2 separate regions of the Homo sapiens genome follow, and region 2 is linked to region 1. Evidence: read pairs that join two places in POLR2A ChIA-PET (ENCODE). Cell type or tissue: OCI-LY7. All regions are shown on one strand. Links, peaks and the distances in the headings refer to the core of each region. The heading gives the core; the rest is flanking DNA.

What was found. Peaks named below come from ENCODE experiments on the same cell type or tissue, not always from the same donor. Only the 100,000 strongest peaks of a DNase experiment are listed, where the experiment ranks them.
Region 2: POLR2A ChIA-PET joins it to region 1 with 5 read pairs; 1 of 35 experiments calls an interaction of 5 or more read pairs at or near these places.

Annotation. Positions count from the first base shown.
Region 1 is chr2:100,231,152-100,239,326 of GRCh38, reverse strand. All of the region lies in intron 1 of LINC01104 (long intergenic non-protein coding RNA 1104), which reads right to left. Among named protein-coding and RNA genes, the nearest start is that of LINC01104, 27 kb to the right of the region's middle. In OCI-LY7, for the core only: no CTCF peak of the experiment used is centred there; a DNase peak (open chromatin) is centred at 4,036; H3K4me3 peaks cover 1,376 bases; H3K27ac peaks cover 1,215 bases.
Region 2 is chr2:99,705,570-99,708,069 of GRCh38, reverse strand. The region is part of intron 11 of AFF3 (ALF transcription elongation factor 3); the gene reads left to right. Among named protein-coding and RNA genes, the nearest start is that of REV1, 220 kb to the right of the region's middle. RefSeq lists a silencer at 1-37. In OCI-LY7, for the core only: no CTCF peak of the experiment used is centred there; a DNase peak (open chromatin) is centred at 1,089; H3K4me3 peaks cover 1,738 bases; H3K27ac peaks cover 1,721 bases.

The DNA of each region.
Region 1 (8,175 bases), core at 3,089-5,588:
AGGCTTAGGCTCTGGAGATAAGAAAAAACAGATTTGAGCCCCGGCTACCTTGTGTGCTGCCTTGTGTGACCTTTGGCACTAACATCCTCTGTCTCAGTTTTCCTACCTGTATAACAAGGAGGGGAACAACCTCGTAGGGTTGCTGTGAAATAATGAATATTAAGCACAGCCCTGGCACAGAAAAAGAAGTCAATAACTGTTAGCCATTATTGAGAGGTCATTTAGTTAATTCATTTAAAGCCACAGAGCCAATGGCTTTGCTGTTGTTTGATACAGGTCATTACTGACCAGTGGACAGTGTTCCCATACAGAGGGGTGTCACCCAGGAAATGATGGGGGAACAGAGAAGCAGGCCCTGGCTGTCATCAGTCCCCACCCAATGCTAGGTCTACACTGGCCAATGCTTGAGCGCTAAGGATGTTAGAGTTAGGAGGGGGTGCCAAGTGATGTGAAATAATGAAATATCTTGTGCACAAAGCATCCCCGTGTGTCTGGGGGCTGCAGACATTTGCCGCAGGAGGGCTGTGCCTCCCGTGGGTGCAGCTCTGCACTTCTCCACCGCGGGACCTAAGAACATGCTCAGGCTGCAGTGAATGCCCTTTTATTTACCTGGCGATGTCAGCTCCAGACAGCCTGGGCCTGGCTGCTGATCTGAATCCTAATCAGCTCCTCACATCTCCCTTTCTTTAAGGACCCTGGGATGCTAATCACATCCCCAGGGAGGGGCTGCCGCTCTGTGAGCATCTGCAGTGGATGCAGGGCGGGCCTCATTCAGCCTTTAGGCAGTGGCCAGGGAGAAAAAGGATTTTTTAACTTTGCTGACAGTTTCAATTAAAAAACAAAATAGAATAAAGACTTGTGTCTGTTGGCCATACTGCAGTGACATTTGTATTTTTTAAACAATTATTCAAAATTACTTTCTATGCAACCTCCATTTTAGTTTGTCTTTAAAGTTGCCCTTGTCTATTGATGTGTAACTCAGTGCCCCCAAGAAATTGTGACAACAGCCCTACACCTCACTCTAGGTTTCCCATACACACTCTCAGGGTTGTATTGGAGGAACTCCTTTTCTATACAGATACCCTGAGAAAGGACCAGGACTGTTATAAGAAGGGTTTTAATATCCTTGGAATTGAATCCAGCCCTTCTTTCATTGAGTGTATATGTGCTACGGCACAGCTGGGTGGAAGAGGCCCTGCCCTCAGGGGCTTCCACTCAAAGTGAGATGCTACATGGCTTCAGCCTTTCCTGCTGCCTGGAGCTCTGCTGGTCAGCTCTCCCTGTTGGACACCCACCCCCTTCCCCAGCAGATAGTGCTGGAGTGCATCGTAAGAAAGGAGGTGACACATCTAGGGAGGAGGTTGTGGGAGGGGAGGCCCGTGGCTCTGTGACACTCATGCCCCCAGTGGACGTCTGCCCTGCACTGCGCCTGTCACCCGGCCCCTGGGAGACGGTAGATAATGACTGCAGGGACTCCTGGGGAAGTCTCCCTTCCCACCGCTACATTTATTCCATCAGAGTTTTTTTTTTGTTTTGTTTTTTGTTTTGTGTCTGTGTGTGGGGGTGTTTTTTTGCCTAAGTCTAATTAAGTCTAATTGGTGCAGTCATTATGTCAGAGTGAATGTTATTATTTTAGTCAAAAGCAGTAAACTAGAAAAGACAGTCTGTACGACAGCTTTCCTCTCTGTTCCATGGCTAAGGTTTTTAGGAGAGGCCCAACAAGACCTGACCGTTTACAGTTGTCATCAACTCAGACCTTCCAGGTCCCCAGAGAACAAATAGAAAACGGACCTGTTGAGTTTTGCCTCCCATAATCTTAAGTGAAGCTGTGAAAGTTCGCATATCTAGACTACGTCTACCTAGAGAGGGAAGATAGCGCTGCATTCCTTTCCTCCTAGGAGTTGCTTGTCTACCCGGTGGGATTCCTCACCGTTGAGTGCTGAACGCAGCCAACGGGAGGGCAGTGTGCATTTGTTGAATGAATGAATGAAATATTCAGCATCTGTGTGTGTGACACACTGTACCATGTTAGTGCTGCACGAAGCAAATTAAACACAAGCCTCACCTTTGGTGAGCTCATGTCCTTCTCACCGCCTGCTGGCTGCTGGGTGACATGAGAAAACATACAGAAAGGAATTTGTGTTTATACTTCCACCCAGCAAAATGCATATCTGATTACAGAAAAATCAGAAATGTCTGTAGATAGAGTGCAGGGTTTTATCAAGTCATCAAAGTAAACCATGTTTTGCAAAATTGCCACAAAACTGTGCATGTTCTCATGGCCCTAATTTAGAATATGTTCCTTAAACAAAGAACATCTTTGTTTGATTCCATTTGTTTTGAAGCCCATATTCTACAGATACATTCTTTCCCAGTATGATACAAAAATGTAAGAATGCTAAGTGGAAAAATTAGATCATTTTGTCAGATGCATAGATTTTCCAATTGGCAATTATATAGAAGACTAAAACATGGTTAAGTGTAATCAATATGCATTCATTCTAATTATCATCTAATAGTTCGGGACCTTGTGCTTTGGGTATCCTCTCCCCAAGGTGTTTGTTTGTGTGCTTATTTGAAATCTGTCAGTAAAGACAAGTACTTCCTACAGAATGCACAACACCACTCTCCATGGATGGTTCTTGGAAGGTTTCCTGAGAAGTGAGGGAAATGTCACAGAAAAGCCATGGTGATTTTGAGCTGAAATCACTAACTCTGCCTTTGCCGTATTATAATGTGTAATAATTAGAAATCATTCTGAAGCCATCTAGAATCTTGCCCTAACAGTTCTCTCACACCTGAGAACTGTTGTCCATGGCATAGGTTTCTCTGAGAAGGGCTTTGAAAATGAGCTATTGCATTCGTTTGCTAAGGCTGCCTTTACAAAGTACCACAATCTGAGCAACATAAACTACAGAGAGGTGTTCTCTTGCAGCTCTGCAGGCTGGAAGCCCGAGACCAAGGCGTCAGCAGGTGTCCTTCTGAGGGCTGTGATGGAGAATCTGCTCCAGGCCCTTCTCTTTGGCTTGTAGGTAGCCGTCTTCATGTTCACACGGCATTCCCTCTGTATGTGGGTCTGTGTCCAAATTTCCCCTTTGTATAAAGTCATACGGATTAGGGGCCCATCCTAATCCAATGTGATCTCAACAGGCCTATTTCCAAATGTGGTCACATTCTGAGGTACAGGAGTTAGGACTTCAATCTGTGAATTTTGGGGGCCACACTTCAACTCATAACAGCTGTGGCAACAGCTGACTCTGATACATTGAGAGACTGTGGAAGGCCTCTCGTTCTCCCCTCGCTCCTCTCCTCCCTGCCCCTCTGGGCTCTTTCCCTATCCTTCACCCACCAATATCTGAAAACCCTTAGAGACTTGTCCCTTTGCATCTTAAAGTTGGCTTGGTCTCCTGGGATCTCACCCAGATTGCAGTTATGCCCAGGAGAGGCAGCAATAAGCCATTTCAGTGAGCTCCCGACTGTCGTGGCTTTTAACCTCCATGTGTTAAGGTGTGTCCACACCTTCACTGCCAGGTCCAGCTTTCTGGCTGGAAGGCCCGCAGCATACAAGAAAGCCATGGGGCACACTCAGTGGGATGGAGCAAGGGGTGGGAGATAGGTCTGGAAAGATCCAAAGGCAAAAATCAAAGGCAGCAATATCAGAGCAGGAGAAACTGAGCGGATCTGGGTTTGAGTCTTGGCTCTGTTACTTCTGGCTGGGTGACTTGGACAAGTCACCTGACCTCCCCGTCTGCTTGATGTGCTTATCGTCATACCTACCTGCAGGTAAGGCCACAAAATGCCCAGGAAATACGTTATGGTGGTTCTAATATCCTCGACGACTTCATCATTCTCCCTGGGCCTAGCACCGGCTGGCGGTAAAGGCGTAAGCTCTGCAATGCCTCGGAAGACTCAGCGGCTGTGAACTTGCCTTTGACACAAAAGCTGCTCTTACAGTGAGAACAGGGCCTGGAGCCCCCAGCTCCCCAGGCTCCCTGACCTGCGGTTGAGTTCTACATGCACAGCCAGGGCTGCACAGCTTCCTGAGCAGCGGGGAGGCTGTGGGCAGGAAGGGGAAATGAGAGTGGCCGAGGCTGTGCACACCTGGGCTGGATCAATGGCCACGTTGTAAAGCCGGCCCTCTGGGACGGCCTGCAATGCCCGGATCTATAGCTGTGTTAGTCATCGCCTCACCAGGCCTTCGTTTGTTTTTCAAAGTTTTGTTAGTGTGACTTGCACCTCCAGTAACTCATCTTTAACTGCCCTCCCTCCTATCTGACCCAGTTCGCACACCATTCATCTTTTCTTCTTCCTAATACATTTGATTTTCTTTACGCTCTCCATCTCAGTCTTGCTCTCTCTCTCTTTTTCTCTTTAATTTCTTCAGTCAACTAGAGATGGGGAAGCAGACCACCTGGGATGAAGGAGAGAAAGTGCTGAAGGGGAAAAGGCCACCTAGCTACATTAAGCTGGGAAAGTCTGTTTAGCTGACTTTGAAGTCCGCTAGCTCTCAGGCACTCGTCCTAGCAGACATGAGCAGCACCTTCCATTGCTAGGATTATCATTTACCTAAATTCCACTTACTTGCAGGCTGAGCCCATTTCAACTGGAGAAGTCCTTAAGAAGGTTGCCTTGCCCAACCACACGTTGCAGATGAGAAAACCAGGACTCTGGGAAGCTTACAAATTAGTTGTTCAAAGACACGTAACCAATTGCAACTCTTGATTCGAGGATCTAAATAAACTTTGCCACATAGACTTCCCCATACCTTCCTTTGTTTATTCATGTGGGAAATTTGTCTCTTAGAGCCTCTATGAAATATCACTTTGAATGCCCACATGTTTACAAATTTCATGAATAACCCCTCCAGATAGCCACTGAATGGAAATGTGTTTCAGCCTACACTAAGATGTGCCCTGCCTTTTTCTTCTGATGACATGGTGCAAAGTTATGTAAAATTCCAAACCTTACAAGAATGTAAGTAATCTCATTTCTAGGGACATGCTGCCAAAAATTGGTGCATAATTCTCCGTCTTCTTTTTTCACACTGATACTAACCCTCTTACTGTTGCTGTTGATTACTTTGGATGTGGACTCATACCACCAATGCAGTTCGGAGCTTGCGTTTTTCACTTTACATATCAGTAGGGACAGGAAGGTCTAACCCATTCTTAAGACGTGTGTGGTATTTCATCTTTCGGCTGTACCAGCATTTATTTAATCTTCTTCTTCAGAGTTCATTTGGGTTACTTTTACGTTTTTAATACTTTAAAGTCTTTAAACAAAGCCCCAAGGAACATTCTTGAGGCTTTAGAGGCTTAAATGTTAGAAGTAGAAATACAGAGTTAAAAGATTAGAACTTTAAACATTTCAGTAGATATTGCTAGGTTGCAAGCCAAGAAGGTGTACTGATTTACACTTGCACCAACAATGTACCTGGGTGCCAGTTACTTCCTATACCCTCACCAATGCTGAACTTCATCAGCCCATTTTTACGTTGGTCAATTTGATAAGTGGAACAATATGTCATTGCAGTTTAATGAGCACATCTTGATTAGCCCTTGTTTCCTCTTCCTGGCCAGTCACTGCTTCTTGACTTTTCTCACCCCTTAATGCATATATACATGGGAAGTATCCACACATTTTTAGTCGATGTTTTAGTTAGCAAAACATAGCCAGAAGGCAATAAGTGGCAAATTCACACCCTAAAGTTCAGAGCGGAGAGTAAGTGACTTTCAGACAAGCGGTACCATCACGCGCCTCCATTAGCCCAGCTACGTGTCTGTTACCATATTCAAAACTCATAACCAAGACATTTTCTGGCTGCCTTGACACAACAGGGATGATATTAGCTGGATGAGAGCGCTGAAGAACAATTCTGTTTCACAGACAGGTGTCTTCTCCAACCAATCAGGCAGCCACCTCTACAATCACTCCAAGGGTGATGCCTCACATAAGGTAAAACTTGCAGGACCAACAGTGAGAAATGAACCTCGCCCCTGCTGGCCTGCACCACCTCAGACTTTAATCATTTTCCACTCTGGCCTGTTGAGCTATTTCTTGTCTCAGCATGGGGCATATGCTGGCTGGTCTCCAATAGACCTCATGTATGGCAGGTGCCGATGGCCATGAGAAGGAAGTTGCTGGGTGGATAGGTTCTGACTCTACCCTGGATCTGATTGGCTCTGGTGTTCATGGGGGTCTGCTCTGTTTGGATTCCCCAGACAACTTGACCTGCCCTTCCTCCCACCCTTTCTATTTTAACCTCATCTAATGATAGCTGGAAATGAGCCAGTTCCAGAACTGGCAAGAAACCTGACTTGTCCAGGTGGCCACAAGACCACCCCCAAAGCCAGCTTGGACCTCTGCCCCTGAGTGGAACTGCTCATAAAACATGTTCTGTGTTTCTCCTCTCAGACACACATTTCTGAAATTAATATGTCACCACCTTCACTGGGGTCACTGCCTGATGGAGGGCAAGGCTATGTATACTCATGTACCTGGCAACGATATCTGATTTATTTTTTTAAGAAAAATGCTCACATTTGTAGCACTACATATGTTTCTTTAATTTCCCTAGATTAGTTTTTGAGTACCATGTTGCTTTCATAGTACTCGGCCTAAACACAATTAAGCCTACTTTAAGATTCACACTTGAAGAGTGTGAATAACATAACTCATTCAACCCCACTTATAAAAAGAGGAAACATGCGAGGCTCGTTAGGGTTTCTTAGGTATTAATTTAAAAATTAATTACCAGTGTTTTTATATCCCATCAGAATCTTCCCAGCTCTCTTTAGGAGATATTCCTAAAATCAGTTCTTTATTATTACTTTTGAGCACATTTGCTCCATGACACCGTCTATGAAAAGAAAAATTCTTTTCCTTGAATATTCAAACCTGCAGAATATTGTGGACTAAAGTATGAATGAAAACTTGTTGAGGGTTGTGATGAGTGAGAGAGATTCTCTTGCAAAGGGCCCAGAAGATGATTAAGGAGTAAGGAAATGAAATAGTTAAAAGATGTTGGAATAATTCAGCCTGGGGAAAACCCCAATAAGTAACTTAGGGGGAAAGAAAGCTCATTAAGTTCTCTCCATCATAAAATTATTTATGCCACTTTTTTTTTTCTTTGTAGAGACAGGGATGATGCCCAAGCTGGTCTCAAGCTCCTGGCCTCAATCCTTTCTCAGCCTCCCAAAGTGCTGGGATTACAGATGTGAGCCACCACACTTGGCCACATATTCATGCTAATCCTAGAGAATACAATTTTAGAGGAAAGACAAAGGAAAATCACTCATAAGCCCACCATCTAAAGAAAACGTTGCTGACATTTTTATTAATTTCCAGGCACTTTCTATACACACATTATTTTTACATTGTTGTGATCAGATTATATACGTGAATAACAGTCATGTCATTGTACATTGATACAGGTTCCCAAAATAGTTTATTTCATGATCCTGGCTGTTGCTGCCCTCCTCAAACCCTGTTTATTTATTTGTTTATTCAACAAATACTTATGGAATCCCTCATTAAGGGCCAGGTCCTGAGAGGACTGGAGTGAACCAGACAGAAAGGAATCAGCTCTGATGGAATACACATTCTTGGTGAAGGAAACACAATAAATGAATAAACAAGTGTTAAGTGTGATGGGAAGCTACTGGAAATTTGTAAGCAGGGAGTAGCGTCATCTGCTTTACATGTTTTAAAAGGTTTCCTTCTGTGTGGAGGGTGGATTGCAGGGAGAGGAGAGCAGCAGCAAGGAGGGCAGGTGGGAGGCTGCTGCGTTCCTGGAGACCAGAAAGATGGCGGTGTGTTAGTCCGTTTTCACGCTGCTGATAAAGACATACCTGAGACTGGGCAATTTACAAAAGAAAGAGGTTTAACTGGACTCACAGTTCCACTTGGCTGGGGAGGCCTCACAATTATGGCAGAAGGCAAGTAGGAGCAAGCCACATCCTACATAGATGGGGACAGGCAAAAAGAGATTGAGAACCAGGCAAAACGGGTTTCCCCTTATCCAACCATCAGATCTCGTGAGACTTACTCACTACCACGAGAACAGTTTGGGGAAAACCACCCCCATGATTCAATTATCTCCCATCGGGTCCCTCCCACAACACGTGGAAATTATGGGAGTAAAATTCAAGATGAGATTTGGGTGGGGACTCAGAG
Region 2 (2,500 bases), core at 1-2,500, 530 kb after region 1:
GCTAAAAATTTGTTTGTTGTTTACCTGAAATTCAAATTTAACTAGGCATCCTGTATTTTCATTTGCTAATTCTAACAACCCTACCAAACATCATAGAGACTGTAGTCCAGTCCACCAACCGGACTTTAAATTCTTAATTCAATTCAGAGAATAATACAAGATAGGTGAAGAAGGGAGAGAAACAGAAGGGGGTAAAGGGAGAAAGTACCAGAAGGAGAAAGAAAATAAGAATGAATTCTGGCAATCTGCCAACCAAAATAACTAAATTTTGCAAGAAAGAAATCCTAAAACTGAGGTCATAGGATGGAAAAAGTCTGCTTCACAGACTCTTTAGCCTGAAGATTGGCCAAAAAAAGAAAAAAAAAAAAAAGGCAGGCATCCTATTAACATCTAAATACCAAAGCTCTTCCAGGAATGGAAAGATTTGGAATGTGAAGATTCTTAGCTTTGGAACTTTGTTAAAATACCACAACTTGTTTATTAATTGCAAGGGGGATTTTTTTTTCAGCGAGATACTTTGGTAATTCAATATCAAAGAAGGCTACCTAACTTCAGTTTATGTTACTAAGACGCGTTTGAAACTTCGTGGATAACCTTTTGTTTGTTTGCCTCGTGCTGAAATGCAAAAAAATTATCTGATACTTGATACGAAGAGGAATTTACCTCTGTTTAAAAATCACACATTTCTCCCATGAAGCATGAAGATGGCTTTTTTAATTTAAAAATATTAACTGACAGCTTCAAGATTGATTTTTTTTTCTTTAATCTCTAACCAGACAAATTACTAAAAGCAAGAAGGCTCTTCCTTTAATCTTGGACATGTCACAGATATGACACTGTTCTGTAGGAGATGGCTTTTTAACTGTGGATGGGGAAGAATAACCTTTGGAATTTTAGGATGTTGTTACAGGCAAGTTTACTAGTTTTTGACTTGCTAAGCCACAACTGGAGCCAGCCTTCATCGGGGTAAGAATATTTTCATTGTACTATTATATCTTCGGTATTTCAAAAGTAGGATGATTACATTCTGGGGAATATGGCCTTTGAGGCTTGTGCTGTCTGCTGAATATGCAAATGTGAATGTCCTATAAAAGAGGAGAGGAACTGACAGTTTCTGTCTGTGCCGTAAACTTTAAAGAGTCCAACAGATGATATGTTGGGGCTGCTGGAGCAGGAATTGGATCACACCATCATTTTAGATAAAAGAAGAATTTGTATTTCTTTGAGAGGCATTTAGAGGGCTGGGCTTACAGCTTCCCTCAAAGCCAAACAGCTATATGCGAGACTCTCATTTCTGTAGTTGTTTGGTGATGTTACTGCTGCTTTAAAACAAAAAATCGGCCTAATGGTGCAAGGAATTTTCTCACCAAATTAATTATGGGTCTGCCTGATAATATTTTTTTCTAATCAGTGAAATATGAACTATTATTGCCTTTTCTATAGTCCTTCCTCCATTCTGTGTCTTACTGTTTCTTTTATAAGGTGCATTGTGTGGTTAGTTCAGATAAAGAACAATGAAATTTTGTATACTTTACATTAAAGATACTACAAAAACTTCCAAAGCCAGGCTCTTTCCAGAGGGCCAGAGATGGTAAGCCCACAAGCCTGGCTGCCTGGAGAAATCCGCTGAGAAGCCACAGGGAACCATCAGCCCACCAGTGACAGCCCGGATAGAAGCAGGTGCTGTTTTAATAGGAGAAAAGTGTAAAGTTAATTGTCAGGCAATCTGAATGACAGAGGACCAATCGGTATGGTAAAGTCAAGTATCCTATCCAGATAGTTTATTTTTCCAAACCAGTCCCCTGACTATGGTTTATAACCAGGGTGTACATCAGAGCACTTGTGGAGCTTTTTAAAAATATTAATACCTGTAATCTGGAGAGTCTGGGTCTACCAATACCTGCCTTATGATTCTAATATACATACATGGTTGAACATCGTAACTCGAGAGGTCCCAAACCTGGTTTAACCCTCTAAATCACTGAAGAAACTTTAAAATGCTGCTTCCTGGGCCCCCTCTACCAGGGATTCTGCTTAAGTGTGGCTGGGTTGGGGCCTGGGAAGCTGTATTTTTGCAAAGTTTCTTAATCGATTTTGATGTTTGGTCAGATTTGGAAACCACCATTGCCCCAACAGGATCACATTAATTTCAGCAACCCAAAGGGCGTGTTTTTTTTTTTTTTTTTTTTTTTTTTGAGGCGCAGTTTTGCTCTTGTCACCCAGGCTGGAGTACAATGACACGATCTCGGCTCACTGCAACCTCCGCCTCCTGGGTTCAAGTGATCCTCCTGCCTCAGCCTCCTGAGTAACTGGCATTACAGGTGCCCGTCACCATGCCCTGCTAATTTTTGTATTTTTAGTAGAGACAGGGTTTCACCATGTTGGCCAGGCTGATCTCAAACTCGTGACCTCAGGTGATCCACCCACCTTGGCCTCCCAAAGTGCTGGGAATGCAGACGTGAGCCACCATGCCCAGCCAACCCAAAGGTTTTTTAATGCA